Regions from separate parts of the Homo sapiens genome. Here region 1 is linked to region 2. Evidence: read pairs that join two places in POLR2A ChIA-PET (ENCODE). Cell type or tissue: Panc1. All regions are shown on one strand. Links, peaks and the distances in the headings refer to the core of each region. The heading gives the core; the rest is flanking DNA.

Evidence for each region. Peaks named below come from ENCODE experiments on the same cell type or tissue, not always from the same donor. Only the 100,000 strongest peaks of a DNase experiment are listed, where the experiment ranks them.
Region 1: POLR2A ChIA-PET joins it to region 2 with 6 read pairs; 4 of 35 experiments call an interaction of 5 or more read pairs at or near these places.

The regions. Positions count from the first base shown.
Region 1 is chr2:127,901,994-127,916,599 of GRCh38, forward strand. No RefSeq gene overlaps it. Among named protein-coding and RNA genes, the nearest start is that of AMMECR1L, 23 kb to the left of the region's middle. RefSeq lists an enhancer at 3,813-4,313. In Panc1, for the core only: no CTCF peak of the experiment used is centred there; a DNase peak (open chromatin) is centred at 12,048.
Region 2 is chr2:128,016,651-128,022,321 of GRCh38, forward strand. SAP130 (Sin3A associated protein 130) reads right to left here. Exons shown (of 21, transcript NM_001330301.2): 3 at 1,030-1,265. Among named protein-coding and RNA genes, the nearest start is that of SAP130, 8.6 kb to the right of the region's middle. In Panc1, for the core only: no CTCF peak of the experiment used is centred there; no DNase peak of the experiment used is centred there.

The DNA.
Region 1 (14,606 bases), core at 9,415-14,414, 110 kb before region 2:
GGAATTGGATTAAATTTAGGGTATTTAACCAAACACCGCATGTTCTCACTCATAGGTGGGAATTGAACATGAGAACACTTGGACACAGGGTGGGGAACATCACACACCAGGGCCTGTCGTGGGGTGGGGGTAGGGGGGAGGGATAGCATTAGGAGATATACCTAATGTAAACGATGAGTTAATGGGTGCAGCACACCAACATGGCACATGTATACATATGTAACAAACCTGCACGTTGTGCACATGTACCCTAGAACTTAAAGTATAATAATAAAAAAAATTTAGGGTTTTTAACTCCTGAGCAGCAAAATCCTCTTTTCAAAAAAAATCTTCTGTGGACTCCAAATATGAATACCCAACAGTAGGCCGGGCGCAGTGGCTCACACCTGCAATCCCAGCACTTTGGGAGGCCAAGGCGGGTGGATCACAAGGTTAGGAGTTCAAGACCAGCCTGGCCAACATAGTGAAACCCCGTCTCTACTAAAAATACAAAAATTAGCTAGGTGTGGTGGTGGGTGCCTGTAATCCCAGCTATTTGGGAGGCTGAGGCAGGAGAATCGCTTGAACCCAGGAGTCGGAGGTTGCACTGAGCCGAGATCGCGCCACTGCACTCCAGCCTGGGCGACATACTGAGACTATGTCTCAAAAAAAAAAACAGTCAGGCCTCCTGAGTGGAGGAAGGAGAAGGGTGCGGCTTCTGGCTCTCTGGCACCTGGGGGCTCCTGAGAAATGGTTCCTATGGCTTGTGGCTGGGGCAGACTTGCCTGGTGCCCGATGTCCTGGCATAGTGAGGAATGACACACGTGTCACTCTGAAAGCCCCTGGGGTGGACACTGGCACATCAGCACAGGATGCCACCCGGCGTGCACCCCACTCTGCCTGCCAGCCATTTCTCAAGTTGGCTTGGCTATTACCGGATGAGAAGGGAACCCCAGAATACACCCAAAACAATCTCTCAAGTTCAAGAAAAACTATGTGGCTGAGCTTCCCCTTAACCGAAAAGGAGTCAGCTAACAAAAGAGAGAGGAATAAAGCCCCAAAGAAAAAAACATAATAAAAAACCCTCAAGGATATTACAAGTGTTCCCTCCATCACTTTATTCAGCCATCAAAAATTATGCTGGAAAGACTCATTCCATGATATGGAAAACTGTGTCTTTGATGTAAGTTTCAGTCAAGAAAGAATAAAAAAATTTATGTACAGTTTTATCACAACTATAAAAAAAGGCATATATGGCTGGGCACGGTGGCCCACACCTGTAATCCCAGTACTTTGGGAGGCCGAGGCGGACGGATCACCTGAGGTCAGGAGTTCAAGAGCAGCCTGGCCAACGTGGTGAAACCCCGTCTCTACTAATAATACAAAAATTAGCTGTGTGTGGTGGCCGGCGCCTGTAATCCCAGCTACTTGAGAGGCTGAGGTAGGAGAATCGCTTGAACCTGGGAGGTGGAGGTTGCAGTGAGCCAAGATCACGCCACTGCATTCCAGCCTGGGTGACAGAGCAAGACTTTCTCAAAAAAAAAAAAAGAAAAGAAAAGAAAAGAAAAAAGGCATATATACACTTTATTTTTATTTATTTATTTTTTTAAAGACAGGATCTGGCTGTGTCTCCCAGGCTGAAGTGGCCAATCTTGGCTCACTGCAACCTCTGCCTCCCAGGTTCAAGTGATCCTCCCATCTCAGCCTCTCGAGTAGCTGGGACCACAGGCATGCGCCACCACACCTGGCTATTTTTTAAATTTTTTGTAAAGATGGGGTTTCACTATGTTGCCCAGGCTGGTCTTGAACTCCTGGGCTCAAGCACTCGGGCTGCCTTGGCCTCCCAAAGTGCTGGGATTACAGGTGTGAGCCACCATGCCCGGCCATTTACATATTTTAAAGAGACAGAAGGAAACAGAATAATGGCCACAAACAAGGGCTTTGTGGAGACCCAAGATCAAAGTCCCATCTCTGCAATTTTATTAGTTGTATGACTTGGGGCAAGTCAGTTCCCCACAATAAGTCTCAGTATTCGCACCTGAAAAATGGGTACAGATGGTAATGGAGACAGAACATCACAACAGTGTTGGCTGCACACATAACAAGTAATAGCAGCTCTATTGCTATGAGTGATGATAAGATATTACTAGTGTTTATCCCTGCATAAGGTTTTAAGAGACTTATTTGTCCTCTCAATTCCTATAATGGGCATACATTTATAATAGTTTAAAAAGAAAGAAGTTAAAAGAAGTGCTCTGCCAGGCATGACGGCTCACATCCGCAATCCCAGCACTTTGGGAGGCCAAGGCAGGAGGATCACTTGAGACCAGAAGTTCAAGACCAGCCTGGGAAAAATAATAAGACCTCATCTCTCCAAAAAAATTTAAAAATTAGCCAGGCGTGGTGGTGTGCGCCTATAGTCCCAGCTACTCGGGAGGATTGCTTGAGCCCAGGAGTCCGAGGCTACAGTGAGCTATGATTGTGCCACTGCACTCCAGACTGGGTAAGAGAGTGAGACCCTGTCTCTAAAAACAAAAGGAAGTGCTCTAGGAAGAAATGCTGTGCCTGTATGAGAACCTGTCTTCCTGCCAGAATGAGAAGAGCCCAGAGCCTGCAGCACTCTGGAAGGAGAAGCAGGGTGCTCTGGGCTCCGGACTCTGGAGTTAAGTTGGAGGCAGGGGATGTGACAGTGCATGCACAAGCCAAGGGCAGGTGATGGCAACAATCCCCACTTGCTCCTTTCACTTAGAAATAAATTGTGGGGGCCGGGCTCGGTGGCCCGCGCCTGTAATCCCAGCACTTTGGGAGGCTGAGGCAGGCGGATCACCTGAGGTCAGGAGTTCAAGACCAGCCTGGACAACATGGTGAAACCCCATCTCTAAAAAAAATACAAAAATTAGCCGGGCTGGTAGTGTGTGCCTGTAATCCCAGCTACTCGGGAGGCTGAGGCAGGAGAATCGCTTGAACCCGGGAGGCGGAGGTTGCAGTGAGCCAAGATTGCACTGCTGCACTCTAGCCTGGGTGACAGAGTGAGACTCTGTCTCAAAAAAAAGAAAAAAAGAAGCAAATTGTGGAGTAGTCCAACTAATTGGAGGGAGTAGCTGTCTACGGACAGTGAAAAAAAGTAAAACCAAAAAAGCCCAGTGAAAGCGGAGGTAAAACAGGGGAACGTGAGAGATGTGATCCAACTCATGGCCCCGTGGGAGGGCAGCGCTCCCGAACCCAAGCTGAGCTGGTGTTCATAGGCACCCAGTGCTGGGCTCACAGCATCTGGCAAATATTAGGCAAGCTGACAGGAAAACACTGATGTTGGATCTGACAGGTGTATTCATTTGCTACTGTGGTTTAACCAGCAGAAATTTATTTTTTTCACTGTGCTGAAACTGGAAGTAAAAGAGAAAGGTCTCGGCAGGTCGGTTTTTCCCGAGGCCTCTGCCCTCGGTTTGCAGCTGGCACCTTCTTGCTGTTCCTCACACAGTCACCCTTGGATCTGTGTGGTGTCTGTGTCCTAATCGCCCCTGCTTACAAGGCCACCAGCTACACTGGACTACCCGCTCACATGATCTCATTTTACCTTACTTATCTCTTTAAAGCCCCGTCTCCAAATACAATCACACAGTGGGGTACTAGGGCTGGGAATGCCACATGTGAATTTGGGTGGGGAGGCAGGTCCGTCAAGAACAACAAGCATAACCAGACCCACTGAGTGAGGCTCAGGCACTTCCGCTAGAAAAAATGACACCAGGGTGGTCCCATGATAGGACAAACCCTATGAGACATAACATTGTATAAAACACAATTTGCCGGCCAGGCGCGGTGACTCAAACCTGTAATCCCAGCACTTTGGGAGGCTGAGGCGGGTGGATCACATGGTCAGGAAATCAAGACCATCCTGGCCAACGTGGTGAAACCCCGTCTCTACTAAAAATACAAAAAAATTGGTTGGGTGTGGTGGCGGGTGCCTGTAATCCCAGCTACTCGGGATGCTGAGGCAGGAGAATTGCTCAAACCAGGGAGTCGGAGGATGCAGTGAGCTGAGATCACACCACTGCACCCCAGCCTGGCAACAGAGCGAAACTCCGTCTCAAAAACAAAAAACAATTTGCTATCCCTTGTTTGTGGGAGGGAGTCTCTAAATCTTCAGAATTTTCTCAGTAATAGGATGTCTTTGTTATTCGTGGGCCCCTTTGAAACGACCTGAGTGTATGCTGAAGGCAGATGATTCAGGATGGGGCTGGTCCTAGAAAGACCAACGGTGTGATTGGAGGGCTGGGGTTTGAGCCAGCCGGAACTCCGCAGAGGCGAGGGGCTGTAGAGCATGTGCAATCAGGTGGCCATCGTTCAATCACGCCTACACGGTGCAACCCCAAGCTCGGTGGAGCTTCCAGGTTGGTTAGCACATCAGTGTGCCAGGAGGGCGCTGCATCCCAATTCCACAGGGAGAGGGCTGGGAAGCTCCGCATCCAGGAGTCCCCGCCTCTCCCTCCGTGGCTCCCCACGTGGCTGTTCTTGTTGTATCGTTTGTAATTAAACTGTCATTGTATGTGTAGTGCTTTCCTGAGTTCTGTGAGTCATTTTAGTGAACTATCAAGCCTGATGGGGATCCTGGGCATCTCCCAGATTTGTACCCAGTCCGTCAGAAGTGCAGATGTCCTGGGGACCCCGCTTGTGGGTGGTGTCTGCAGTACGGAAGTCTTATTAGGGCCCACGTCCTTAACGCTGTGGAGTCTGATGCTCATCACGTGGGTGGTTAGTGTCAGAAGAGAGTTGCAGTACGCCAAGCCCTGAGTTGTCTCTAAGCTGCCAGAATAGGTGGTGATGTTGGAAGGCTGTCAACTCCACAAAAGTCCAGCAGGGCACAAATTTACCTGATGGCATCCAGAGGCTTGAAATCATTGTTGAAGTCTACATATAACATGTAGAGTTAATTTAACAGAAACTCCTACTCTGCTTTCCACCTAATCTGAGTATCTGAGAGGTAAAGAGAGTTTTTTGTTTGGTTGTGTTGTGTTTTGTTTGAGACAGGGTCTCCCTCTGTCACCCAGGCTGGAGTACAGTGGTGTGATCTCAGCTCACTGCAACCTCCGCCACCCAGGTTCAAGCGATTCTCGTGCCTCAGCCTCCCGAGTAGCTGGGACTAGAGGCGCACACCGCCATGCTCAGCGAATTTTTTTTTTTTTTTTTTTTTTTTTTTTTTTTTGGTAATTTTAGTGGAGACGGGGTTTCACCATGTTGGCCAGGCTGGTCTCAAACTCCTGATCTCAAGTGATCCACCCACCCCAGCCTCTCAAAGTGCTGAGATTGCTTACAGGCATGAGCCACCATGCCCGGCCAAGAGATTTAGCTCCATGCACTTTCTGAATTTATCTAGGAGGTAATGGCAGATGCTGTGGTATGATGTGAAGAGCTGGATTCAAATCGTTACTCTGGGTCCTTGGCCAAACTGCTCAATCTTTTTGGGTGTCAGTTTTCTTCAGTCTTAACATCAGGATAAATGCCTGTCTCTCATAACCCAAATGCCCATCGACAGTGGAATGGATAGATCGTTTGTGGCATATTCACACGTGGGACAAAAGCAATGAGAATGGGCTGGGTGTGGTGGCTCACATCTGTAATCACAGCACTTCGGGAAGCCGAGGCAGGAGGATCACTTGAGCCTAGGAGTTCAAGACCAGCCTGGGCAACAGAGGGAGACCCTGTCTCTGGAGGGCGGTCAGACAAAAGTGTAAAACAACATGCACAATATGGATGAATTTTACGTAATGTTGAACAAAAGAGGTAGACACACTGTACCTTTACATAAAGTTCAAAAACCAGGTGCATCAAATCTATGGTGTTAAGGGCCAGGTATGTGGCTATCCCTGGGCTGGCAGCTGGGACTAATGGCTGGGAGCTTCAGGAATGTTGGTAATGTTCTGTTTCTTGATCTGGGTGTGATTACACAGGTGTGTTCACTTGGTGAAAATCCAGTGGGCGGTATACTTAGGATTTGTGCTCTTTTATGTATGTAGTTACTACTCACAAAGTCAACAATATCCAGGCTGGGCATGGTGTCCTCCACCTGTAATCCCAGCCCTTTGGGAGGCTGAAGCAGGAGAATCACTGGAGCCAGGAGCTCCAGACCAGCCTGGGTAATATGGTGAGAAACAAAAACTTTTTAAAAATGTATTTATTTATGTTTTTTAGACAGAGTCTTGCTCTATCGCCCAGGCTGGAGTGCAGCGGCGCGATCTCGGCTCACTGCAACCTCCGCTGCCCAGGTTCAAGTGATTCTCATGCCTCAGCCTCCCAAGTAGCTAGGACTACAGGCGTCCACCACCACGCCCGGCTATTTTTTTTTTTTTTTTGTATTTTTAGTGGAGACAGGGTTTCGCCATGTTGGCCAGACTGGTCTCGAACTCCTGACCTCAGGTGATCCACCTGCCTTGGCCTCCCAAAGTGCTGGGATTACAGGTGTGAACCACCGTGCCTGGCCTCACAAAAGCTGTTTAAAAGCCAGGTGTGGAGGTGTGCACCTGTAGTCTCAGCTAATCAGGAGGCTGAAGTGGGAGGATCATTTGAACCTAGGAGTTCGAGGCTGCAGTGAGCCATGACTGTGTCACTGCACTCCACCCTGAATGACAGAGCAAGACCCTGTCTCTTAAAAAATACATACATAGGCCAGGCGCGGTGGGTCAAGTCTTCTAATCCCAGCACTTTGAGAGGCTGAGGCAGGCAGATCACGAGGTCAGGGTTTCAAGACCAGCCTGACCAACATGGTGAAACCCTGTCTCTATTAAAAATATAAAAATTAGCCAGGCATGGTGGCGCATGCCTGTAATCCCAGCTACTCAAGAGGCTAAGGCAGGAGAATCGCTTGAACCCGGGAGGGGAGGTTGTGGTGAGCCGAGATCGCGCCACTGCACTGCAGCGTGGGCAACAGAGCGAGACTCTGTCTCGGAAAAAAAAAAAAAGAAGAAGAAGAAAGGCCAGATGAATGTGCCAAGGAGCACACTGGGCAGGGAAAGAATCATCAGTGTATAGGGAAGAGTAGAATGATGCCAGGAGAGAAGGGCACAGACTGGGGGTTTGCATTTACACTCCACCACTGACCAAGCAGGTCACTTAACCGCTCTGAGCTTCAGCCTTCTCATCTGACTCACAACTGTCCAACAGGTGAGTTGTTAGATTAAATGACCTATGTGAAGCCACCATCTGGGCACCTGAGGAGCTGCACACACAGGACAGCTCAGCAAGCTGTAAGCACGGTGGTGAGGATGCGGGAGTGCCATGGCCTTGCAGTTGGCAGCCTCATCCACTGGACCCATTCGTGGCTCCAACTGTGATGGCCAAGGTGACAGGCAGGCTCGGACTGGCATGGTCAGCAGGCAGCTGCAAAAAGAGGCTCTCCACAGCTCCTGACCCTTCTGCATTTGTCAGCTGAAGCTTTCCACGTTGCTCTAGAAAGCCAACTTTCCAAGAAATGCTGTTCACAATTTGCCTTCAAGGAAATCATTTGCAGTTATAGCTGCCATGTCCTCACATTAAGCTTATTGCTGGTAACGATGGTGCCAAGACAGTGGTGCCAAATACAGTCTTCCTGAGTGGCCTTAAAAAATTAAGCTAATGGCAATTTTATGTCTTATGGAAGCTGTTCTTATCTATTAACTGCCAACATCTCAGCCTGGACATTTCAGGAAACTCAGCAGGAAATTTTGTTTTTAATTTTTGTGGGTACATAGTATGGGGTACATGAGATTTTTTTTTTTTTTTTTTGAGACAGAGTTTCACTCTTATTGCCCAGGTTGGAGTGCAATGGCACGATCTTGGCTCACTGCAACCTCTGCGTCCTGGGTTCAAGCAATTCTCCTGCCTCAGCCTCCCGAGTAGCTGAGACTACAGGCACCTGCCACCACACCCAGCTAATTTTCGTAGTTTTAGTAGAGACAGGGTTTCACCGTGTTGGCCAGGCTGGTCTCAAACTCCTTACCTCAGGTGATCCTCCCGCCTTGGCCTCCCGAAGTGCTGGGATTACAGGCGTGAGCCACTGGGCCCAGCCAAGATATTTTGATACACATATATAATGCATAATGATCACATCAGGGTAAATGGGGTATCCATCACCTCAAGCATTTATCTTTTCTTTGTGTTACAGACAATCCAATTATACTATTTTTGTTATTTGTTTATTTTTATTTCTATTTCTTTCTCTTTTTTTTTTTTGTTTTTTTTTGAGACACAGTCTTGCTCTGTTGCCCAGGGTGAAGTACAGTGCACCATCTCAGCTCACTACACCCTCAACTTCCTGGGCTCAAGTTATCCTCCCACCTCAGCCTCCTGAGTAGCTGGGACTATAGGTGTGCACCACCACACCTGGGTACTTCTTATTGTTGTTGTTGTTGTTTTTTGGTAGAGATGGGGTTTTGCTATGTTGCCCCCATGTTGCTCAAGCAATCTGCCCACCTTGGCTTCCCAAAGTGTGGGGATTACAGGCATAAGCCACTGCACCCAGCCTGGTAACCGGCATTCTATTCTCTATCTCCATGAGTTCAATCATTTTAATTTTTAGCTTACACAAATAAGTGAGAACATGCAGTTTGTCTTTCTATGCCTGGATTATTCTAATTAACACAATGACCTCCAGTTCCATCCATGTTGTTGCAAATCACGGGATCTCATTCTTTTTTATGGCTGAATAGTACTCCATTGTGTATATGCATGTCAGCAGGAAATGATGTATGTGCAGATTCAGATGCCACTGAGTTGTCCTGTGAATTTTAGGAGGTAAAGTCATACAACTAAGTTCCCATGGAAATACAACATCAAATGTACATTAACATGCATAACAGCCGTCACTTGCTCAGGTCCTGCTAGAAGGCAGACATAATGGCAGGCAGTTTCCATATGTTTCTTCAACAATTTCCAATGTTTAGCCACCAGAGGTGCCGAGGAGCCCCTGTCCCTCTCATGTCACTGTGGTTCTGCAAGATTAAGAGGCCACACATCATAGTTTGCGAGGTATATCAGGTCAATATAATACACTCGTAGAATACATACATTAGAGACCAAGAATGAACGGTCTTAGGACCGGGCACAGTGCCTCATGCCTTTGGGAGACCAAGGTGGGAGGATCACTTGAGCTTGGGAGTTTGAAACCAGCCTGAGCAACACACCAAGATCCTGCCTCTACAAAAAATAAAAATAGCCAGGTGTGGTGGTGCACACCTGTGGTCCCAGCTATTCTAGAGGCTGAGGTGTGAGGATCACTTAGCCCAGGAGGTTGAGGTTGCAGTGAGCTGTGATTGCACTGCGGGTCTCCAGCCTAGGCAACAGAGTGAAATCCTTTCATAGGAAAGAAAAAAAAGAAAAGAAAAGAAAAGAAAATGGGCCGGGCGCGGTGGCTCACCCTTGTAATCCCAGCACTTTGGGCGGCCGAGGCGGGCAGATCATGAGGTCAGGAGATTGAGACCAGCCTGGCTAACATGTAGAAACCCCGTCTCTACTAAAAAATACAAAAACATTAGCCGGGCATGGTGGCGGGCGCCTGTAGTCCCAGTTACTCGGGAGGCTGAGGCAGGAGAATGGCGTGAACCTGGGAGGTGGAGCTTGCAGTGAGCCGAGATCACGCCACTGTACTCCAGCCTGGGCGACAGAGCGAGACTCCATCTCAAAAAAAAAAAAAAAAGATAAAAAGAAAAAAAAGAAATGCTTTTAGGAAGTGCTAACTTACATGAATGTTTCATATTCAGACATAAGAGAACCTACTTAGTATTTAAAAATGAGAGCAAATTAGGAACTTAGTTTTTCTTTTGTTTTTTCTTGAAGTGAGATGATGACATTATAGTTAATGTTTGCTAACGTGATGGTGAATGAAAAGGAAGTAGCAAAACTGTTAGGAAAACTAAGCCGAAGAGAAAGTTCTACCCTGGGAAATATATTTGCAACATGTTTAACAGTCAAAAGGTTAATTTCCAGAGTGATTATAGATTATTGATTGCAAATCAATAAGACAAAAAAAAAAGAGAAACTGGCCATCACATGAATAGGCAATGCATAGCACAAGTAATGTTAATGGCTAATAAACTACACTAAAATGACTGATCCTCTTGGCAACCAGGAAGGTGTAAATTAGAACATTTTTCCAACTTAGGCTTTTAAAATTTAAAACCATTGACACTTGCCAATGTAAGGGAGGGTGGAGAAGTGGGGAATTGGAGGTGTGGCCTTTTTGGAAGGCAACTTGGCAACACCTATCAAAATCCAACCACGATTCTGCTTTCGTGACTACACAGACACTATGATGTATTTCTCTGTATGTATGTATGTATTTGTATACTTTTCTATTTGCACGCCACAGCCTGGAAAAAGAAAAAAAGACTGGAAGGACACATAGCAGCTGTTAACAGCAGTTTCCTCTGGAGAGCTGTCACGGCATCATTTCTTTCTTTCTTTTTTTTTTTTTTGAGATGAAGTCTTGCTCTTGTCCCCCCAGGCTGGAGTGCAATGGCGCGATCTCGGCTTACTGCGACCTCCGCCTCCCGGGTTCAAGCGATTCTCCTGCCTCAGCCTCCCAAGTAGCTGGGATTATAGGCGCCTGCCACCACGCCCAGCTAATTTTTGTATTTTTAGTAGAGACGGGGTTTCACCATGTTGGTCAGGCTGGTCTCGAACTCCTGACCTCAGGTGATCCACCCGCCTCGGCCTTCCAAAGTGCTGGGATTACAGGCGTGAGCCACCACACCCGGCCCACAACATCATTTTTTTTTTTTTTGAGACGGAGTCTTGCTCTGTTGCCCAGGCTGGAGTGCAGTGGCACAATCGGCTCACTGTAACCTCTGCCTCCTGGGTTCAAGCAACTCCTCTGCCTCAGCCTCCCGAGCAGCTGGGACTACATGCCACCACGCCTGGCTAATTTTTGTATTTTTAGTAGAGAAGGGGTTTCACCATATTGGCCAGGCTGGTCTCAAACCCCTGACCTTGTGATCCACCTGCCTCGGCCTCCCAAAGTGCTGGGATTACAAGCGTGAGCCACCGCGCCTGGACCCCACAACATCATTTCTAAGTGTCATGCACATGTGCACAATCACCAATACTAGGTGCATGATGCAAAAAAGAATTTTTGCCACTTGATTTTATCTTTAAGGGAGAGCTTCATCACTAGGGAAAATGAGTCCTGATTTCACTATGACCTGTTTTGTTTTGTTTTGTTTTTTGAGACAGAGTTTCCCTCTTGTTGCCTAGGGTAGAGTGCAATGGCACAATCTTGGCTCACAGCAACCTCTGCCTCCCAGGTTCAAGTGATCCTCCTGCCTTAGCCCCACTAGTAGCTGGGATTACAGGCATGCGCCACCATGTCCAGCTAATTTTTGTATTTATAGTAGAGACGGGGTTTCGCCATGTTGGCCAGGCTGGTCTCAAACTCCTGACCTCAGGTGATCTGCCTGCCTTGGCCTCCCAAAGTGCTGGGATTACAGGCATGAGCCACTGCACCCAGCCTATGACGTGTTTATATAAGAAAACTGGGCTGGGAGCTGTGGCTCACGCCTGTAATCCCAGCACTTTGAGAGGCCGAGGTGGGTGGATCACCTGAGGTCAAGAGATCGAGAACATCCTGGGCAACATGGTGAAACCCCGTCTCTACTAAAAATGCAAAAAAGTAGCCAGACTACTACAGTAGCGGGCGCCTGTAGTCCCAGCTACTGAGGAGGCTGAGGCAGGAGAATCACTTGAACCCGGGAGGTGGAGGTTGCAGTGAGCCGAGACTGCACCACTACACTCTAGCCTGGCGACAGAGCGGGACTCCGTCTCAAAAAAAAAATAAAAAAAAAAAAAAGAAGAAAAAAGAAAAGAAAAGAAAAGAAAGGAAAACTATACATTTGGGAAAAAGAGCCAGGTAGATCTCTACACCCTGATAAAGAAATTTTACAGTGAAAAATTTCTGTACAGTGAAAAAGCTGTACGACAATAACTCAGCCTCATTTATTAGTATGAAATAACTGCTATATGTCTCCGTACAGGCATACTTCAGAGACATTGCAGGTTCTGTTCCAGATGACCACAAGAAAGCAAATATTGTAATAAAGTGAGTCACGCAATTTTTTTTTTTTTGGTTTCCCAGAGCGTATAAAAGTTATACTGGCTGGGTGTGGTGGCTCACGGTTGTAATCCCAACAATTTGGGAGGCCAAGGTGGAAGGATCACTTGAGGCCAGTTGTTCAAGACCAGCCTAGGCAACGTAGTGGGACCCCATCTCTACAAAAAATGAAAAACTTAGCCAGTTGTGGTGGTCCACACCTACAGTCCTAGCTACTCAGGAGGCCGAGGCAGGAAGATCGCTTGAGCCCAGGAGTTTGAGGCTACAGTCAGCTGTGACTGCACCAATGCACTCCATCCTGGATGACAAAGAGACACCTTGTCTCAGAAAAAAAATTGTTTTCACTATACTGTAATCTGTTAAGTGTGAAGTAACATTATGTCTAATAACCACAATGTACATACCTTAATGAAAAATACTTTATTGCTAAAAAATGCTAATGATCATTTGAATCTTCAGTGAGTCCCAATCTTTTTGCTGCTGGGGGGGGTCTTGCCTTGTTGACGGCTGCTGACTGATCAGGGTGGTGGCTGCTGAAGTCTGGGGTGGCTGTGGCCATTTCTTAAAATTAGACAACAATAATGTTTGCCACATTGATGAACTCTTCCTTTTGTGAAAGATTTCTCTCTAACATGCAATGCTGTCTGATAGCATTTTATCCACAGTACAACTTTGTTTCAAAATTGAAGTCAATCCTCTCAAACCCCGTCACAGCTTTATCAACTAAATTTATGTCATACTCTAAATCCTTTGTTGTCGTTTCAACAGTGTTCACAGCATCTTCCCTGGGAGTAGATTTCATCTCAAGAAGCCACTTTTGGCCAGGCAGAGTGGCTCATGCCTGTTATCCCAGCACTTTGGGAGGCTGAGACGGGAGGATTGCTTGGGCCCAGGAGTTTGAGAGTAGCCTGGGCAACATAGTGAGACCCTGTCTGTATGAAAAATAAAAAAATTAGCCAGGAATGATGGTGGTGCGCCTGTAGTCCCAGCTACTTGGGAGGTTAAGGCAGGAGAATCACTTGAACCCAAGAGGTCAAGGCTGCAGGGAGCTGTAGTCACACCACTGCAAGATCCTGCTTCAAAAAAAAAGCCTCTTTCTTTGCTTATTCCATAAGAAGCAACTCCTCATCCATACAGTTTTTGTTTGTTTGTTTTTTGTTTTTTTGAGACTGGGGTCTCCCTCTGTCACCCAGGCTGGAGTGCAGTGGCGCCATCTCGGCTCACCACAATCTCTGCCTCCCAGGCTCAAGAGATCCTCCCACCTCAGCCTTCCACGTAGCTGGGACTACAGGCGTGCACCACCATGCCCAGTTAATTTTTGTATTTTTTTTGTAGAGATGGGGTTTCACCATGCTACCTAGGCTAGTTTCGAACTCCTGAGCTCAAGTGATCCACCCACCTTGGCCTCCCAATGTGCTGGCTTTACAGGCATAAGCCACTGCGCTCGGCATCCACACAGGTTGTTTGTTTTTTTTTTTTTTTTTGGTTGTTGTTGTTTTTTGAGACAGAGTCTCACTGTGTTGCCCAGGCTGGAGTCCAGTAGCGCGATCTCGGCTCACTGCAACCTCCGCCTCCCAGGCTCGAGAGATTCTCCTGCCTCAGCCTCTTGAGTAGCTGGGATTACAGGCGCCTGTCGCCACACCTGGCTAACTTTTTATATTTTTGGTAGAGATGGGGTTTTACCATGTTGGCCAGGCTGGTCTCAAACTCCTGACCTCAAGTGATCCGCCTGTCTCGGCCTCCCAAAGTGCTGGGATTACAGGTGTGAGCCACTGCGCCCGGCCCTCCATACAGTTTTATAATGAGACTGCAGCAATTCAGTCACATTTTCCGGCTCCACTTCTAATTCTAGTTCTCTTGCTATTTCCACCACATCAGCAATTACTTTCTCCACTGAAGTCTTGAACCTCTCGAAGTCACCCATGAGGGTTCTACTACTTCCAAAATCAACTACTTCCAAAATCCTGTCAGTGTTGCTATTTTGACCTTCTCCCATGAATACAAATGTCCTTAATGGCATCTAGAATGGTGAATCCTTTCCAGAAGGTTTTCAATTTACTTTGCCCAGATCCATCAGAGGAATCACTATCCGTGGCAGCTATAGCCTACAAAATGCATTTCTCAAATAAGACTTGAAAATCAACATTAGTCTTTCATGGCTGGGCACCGTGGCTCAAGCCTGTAATCCTAAGCACTTTGGGAGGCCGAGATGGGCAGATTGCTTCAGCTCACTGAGTTTGAGACCAGCCTGGGCAACATGGTGAAACTCTGTCTCTGCAAAAAATACAAAAAATTAGCCGGGTGTGGTGGTGGTGTGCCTGTAGTCCCAGCTACTTGGGAAGATAAGGGAGGAGGATCACTTGAACCCAGGAGGTCAAGGCTGCAGGAAGCCATGGTCACACCACTGCATTCCAGGCTGGGTGACACAGTGAGACCCTCTCTCAAAAAATAAAATAAAATAAAAGGCCAGGTGCAGTGGCTCATGTCTGTAATTCCAGCACTTTGGGAGGCCGAGGTGAGTGGATCACCTGAGGTCAGGAGTTTGAGACCAGCC
Region 2 (5,671 bases), core at 1-5,000:
AAGATGCCGTAAGCTTTATACATTTTATCTATTATCATCACAGTGTTTCCACTGAAGTACTAGCATTTCTATTTCACAGATAAAGAAACATACAAAGCAAGGCTAACTGACTTGCTCAAAGCCACACACACAGTAAGAAGTAGAACTGGGAATAAAGCCCAGAGCTGTATGGCTCACAGCCCACACCCTTTCTTCTACATGATGCTGCCTCCCAAGTTTGGGTGGATTGAACAAAACTCCCAGTAACTGAAACACAACCCCAAGGTAATACACAGGCAATATTCTCAGAAACCCCCAAATTAACCAGTTATTAAAACAAACCTTAAAGAAGAGTGCCACTCCACTTGGTCCCATGGTACTGGGTTATCTGAACTTATAACATTACTGTCAGCTGGGCACAGTGGCTCACGCCTGTAATCCCAGCAATCTGGGAAGCTAAGGCGGGCAGACCACTTGAGGCCAGGAGTTTGAGACCAGCCTGGCCGACATGGTGAAACGCCATCTCTACTAAAAATACAAAAATTAGCCAGGCGTAGTGACGTGCGCCTGTAATACCAGCTACTTGGGAGGCTGAGGCTGCAGAACCGCTTGAACCTTGGAGGTGGAAGTTGCAGTGAGCCAAGATCGCACCACTGCACTCCAGCCTGGATGACAGAGAAAGACTCCGTCTCAAATAAAAACAGAAACAAAACATTAATGTCATTAAGCCCCCACTGCTAAATCTGACTGGCTTAAAAAAAAAAGAGGGTCCCTTCAAGATTGTATCTAACTTAACATGCCCATAAGTTGAATAATATCAGTATCAAAATGGATAACAGCAAAGATCCTATGATGCCAACTGCCCAGCAGCACAAGACAAGGCACTGCAGAAAATCAGGGCTGAGTTACAGAAAGGAGCTGAACTCATATGTCATAAAGAAAAAATGAAATGTGATCCTAAGATACAGCCTAAGATTTTATACAAATTGTTACAAACATTAGCCAGTCTCGAGCTCTGGTTCAGTGTGAAGTTTTAACCCTCTCCATTACCTTCATAAGTCCCTCCGAAAATGAAAGTGGCACTGCTGGCGTCAGGTGTGCTGGCGGGGCTGTCACTGCAACAGGTGTGGCTGATGCGACAGCATGGTGTGTCGACAACATCTGCACCTGTGGATAGGGCCTTACCACAACAGGCTCTTGCTTCTCCTCCCGGGACTGGAGGGAGCTGCTGGAACTCATGTGCTCCCTGGCACTGACTTCAGAATCTCGACCAGATTCATCATTGACTAGTAAAGACATTAAGAGTGAGACAGTATGTCACAGTCTCCCAGTGTAAGATAGCAGCACAGACAAGAGTGGTACCTGAAGTTAAATCTCAGGATTGACAAAGTGGCCATTTCCTTGTGATGTTTTCTTAACAAGGTCAATATGGGCACTGGATTCTCCTGATGGACATCAGACAAAAGAGCCACAACTGTGGAATATAGAATTTATTCTGGATATTGTAGCCTTATGAACAAACTACCTGAAAATCATCTAAAATGAGCTGAAATAGTTAAAAGTACAATACAGGATGTAAGACAATTTCATTTAAAACATCCTCTTAGAAAGTTATAAAAGCCTGACATTAAAAAGATATTTTATGCTGGCCAACATGGCAAAACCCTATCTCTACTAAAAATACAAAAAAAAAAAAAAAAAACAAACCAAAAACCAAAAACCACGTTTTTTTGTAATCCCAGCTACTTGGGAGGCTAAGGTGGGAGGATCACCTGAGCCCAAAAGGCAGAGGTTGCAGTGAGCCAAGATTCCGTCACTGCACTCTAGCCTGGGCGAGAGAGGAAGATTGTCTCCAAAAAAAAAAAAAAAAAAAAAAAGGATGGCTGGTGCAGTGGCTTGCACCTGCAATCCTAGCATTTTGAGAGGCCAAGGCAAACAGATCCCTTGAACCCAGGAGTTCAAGACCAGCCTTGGCAACACAGTAAGACTCCATCTCTGCAAAAAATTTTAAAATTAAATGGGCATGGTGGCATGCACCCGTAATCCCAGCTATATTGGAGGCAGAGGGAGGAGGATCACTTAACCCTGGGAGGTCAAGGCTGCAGTGAGCCAAGCCATGATTGTGCCACTGCACTCCAGCTTGGATGACACAGTGAGACTTTGTCTCAAAAAAAAAAAAAAAAGGTGGTTGGGGGCTGAGCACAGCCTGTAATCCTAGCACTTTGGGAAACCAAGGCAGGTGGATCATTTGAAGTCAGGAGTTCCAGGCCAGCCTGACCAACGTGGTGAAACCCCGTCTCTACTAAAAATACAAAAAAATTAGCCGGGCGTGGTGGTACACACCTATAATCTCAGCTACTAGGGAAGATGAGGCAGGAGAATCACTTGAACCCAGGAGATGGGAGGCTGCAGTGAGCTGAGATTGCGCCACTGCACTCCTACCTGGGTAACAAGAGTGAGGCTCCATCTCAAAAAAAAGAAAAAAAAAAGATATTTTAAGTACGGTTCCTAACTTTAAGAACATATAATTTTTCAAAACTGAGGGACAGAGATAGGAGAGATATTTTCCAATGTATGCTCTTTTTCTTTTGGTGTTTTGGTCTACCAGAAGACAATCTATTTAAAAATTTTTTTTAATTAAAAAAAATTTTTTTTTTGAGACAAGGTCTCACTCTGTCTCCCAGGCTGTAACGAAGTCACAGGATATCAGCTCACTGCAGCTTCAAACTCTTGGACTCAAGTGAGCCTCTGCCTCCGCTGCCCAAGCAGCTAAGACTACAGGCACATGCCACCACACCTGGCTAATTCTTTTATTTTTTTATGAAGAAAGAGTTCCACTATGTTGCCTGGTCTGGTCTTGAATACCTGGGATCGAGTGTTCCTCCCACCTCTGGCCTCCCAAAGTGCTGAGATTACAGGTGTGAGCCACTGCACCTGGCCTATTTAAAAATTAAGTATTTAAAAATTCAGTGGAGGCCGGGCGTGGTGGTTCACGCCTGTAATCCCAGCACTTTGGGAGGCCAAGGTGGGGAGATCACTTGAGGTCAGGAGTTCGAGATCAGCCTGTCCAACATGGTGAAACCCTGTCTCTACTAAAAATACAAAAAAATAGCCAGGTGTGATGGTGCACACCTGTAATCCCAGATACTCAGGAGGCTGAGGCCAGAGAATTGCTTGAGCCCGGGAGGTGGAGGTTGGGAGATCCTGCCACTGCACTCCAGCCTGGGGGACAAGAGCAAAACTCTGTGTCAAAAAAAAAAAATTAAGTGGAAAAAAATCAGAGAACAATACTGATGTAATAAAGGAAGAGCTTGTGAAAATATTAACTCATATTTGTCTATAATTTTTCCAAAATAATTTTTTTTCTGAGCATAAAGATAATATTTACTTATGTAGAGAATTTAAATTATTTGGAGTACCATAAACAAAGTAATGTTGCCCCCAAACTTACCCCACAAAGGCACCAACACTTAAAGTTTTGGTGACAGTTCTCGCTTCTTTTAAATTTTGGGTTTTTATTCATTTGACTTTTTTTTCTTGAAGTATGATTTTCATAAAGATAAGTGCACAAATGTTAGCTGTGCAGCTCAATGGACTTTCACAAACTGAATAAACCTGAGTAAATAGCACCCAGCTCAAGATAGAAAACATTATTGGTCCCCCAGAGACCCTTAGTTTGGCCCTATTCTAGCCACTATCCTCCGAAGGAAATCAATCTTCTACCTTGTAACACTATAGATTAGTATTGTCTGTTTTTTAACTTTACGTAAACAGACTTATAACAAATACACCCTATTGTGCTTTGCCTCTTTCACTTACAGGTATGAGATTCATTCACATTAGTGTACACAGCTGTAGATCTTTCATTCTCAATGCTGTATATAGTACGACACACGAGTAACGTACAAATTATCCATTTTACTCTTAAGAGGCACTTTAGTTTTCAGTTTGTTCCTATTTTGAATAGTGCTAGTAATGTTCTTGTACGTGTCTTTTGGTGAACATATGTACCACTTCTACTCAATATATACCTAGGATTAGAACTACTGGGTAGAGAATACTGCATCATTTTTTAAAGGTGAAATGGGGCCGGGCACAGTGGCTCATGTCTATAATCCCAGCACTTTGGGAGGCTGAGGCAGGTGGATCACCTGAGGTCAGGAGTTCAAGACCATCATCCAACATGGTGAAACCCCGTCTCCACAAAAATACAAAAATTAGCTGGGCATGATGGCGGTTGCCTGTAATCCCACCTACTCGGGAGGCTGAGGCGGAAGAATCACTTGAACCCAGGAGGCAGAGGTTGCAGCGAGCCAAGACTGTGCACTCCAGCCTGGGCAACGAAGCAAGACTCTGTCTCAAAAAAAAAGTGAAATGGGATTCTATTGTATAGATGTACTATAGCTTTTAAAATCACTGTATCATTGATGGGCTTTTAGGTTATTTCCAAATTTTTGCTTTTATCAACAATCTTGTCCAATGATCTCTTCAGGAAAAAATTCCTAAAAGTACAAGTGCTGGATGAAAAGAGTGATGTGGCCGGGCGTGGTGGCTCAAGCCTGTAATCCCAGCACTTTGGGAGGCCAAGGCGGGCGGATCACAAAGTCAGGAGTTTGAGACCAGCCTGGACAATATGGTGAAACCCTGTCTCTACTAAAAATACAAAAATTAGCTGGGCATGGTGGCGGGCGCCTATAGTCCCAGCTACTTGGGAGGCCGAGGCAGCAGAATTGCTTGAACCCGGGAGGTGGAGGTTGCAGTGAGTCGAGATCGCGCCACTGCACTACAGCCTGGGCGACAGAACAAGACTCCATCTCAAAAAAAAAAAAAAACAAAAAAACAGAGAGGAAAGAAAAGACTGATATACGTTTTCTTTTTCACTATATATTGACTTTTCTCCCAGGTCATTCAGAATTTTTAAAATTTTGATCTATAAAACCTCTTTATTGGGGAATAGATTACATAGAATACCACCACTGGTTTACAAGAAAAGTTCAATAATTTTTTTACAAATATCCTCAGCAACACCAAGGAGCAGAATGGTTGGGTCAAATGGTAAGTATATGTTTAACTTTGCCGAAGTCATTTCCAAAGTGATTGTAGCATTGCCTGTTCCCATTAGCAGTATACAAGCTGCTCCTCTTCCTTACTCATTGCTTGATATACAGCCATTCTAGTGGGTTGTAGTGTGTGTCTCACTGTAGTTTTAATTAGCATTTCCATGATGACTAGTAATGTTGAACATCTTTTTATGTGATCCCAGCCCATTCATATATATCTTCTTTAGTGAAGTGCATGTTTATCTTTTGTCCATTTTAATCAATTAGCTTTACTGAGGTACAATTTACATATAAAATTCACTAATTCTTTGTGTAACATTAGATAAGTGTTCGCAAAAGTATACAGCGGTATAACACAATCATGATACAGATCATTTCCTGTTACTCCAGTGAGTTCATTCACACCCCTTTGCAGTCAATTCCCTCCCCACAACCTCTATTCTCCAGAAACCACTGATCTGCTTTCTGTCACTATGGCATAGTCTTTTCTGGAATTTCACATAACACAATCATACCATCTGTAGTCCTATGTATCTGGATTCTCTCCTTAGTGTAATGTTACTGAGGGTTATCCATAATGTTGTGTATACTGGTAGTCTGGTCCTTTTTATTGCCAAGTAGCATTCCACTGC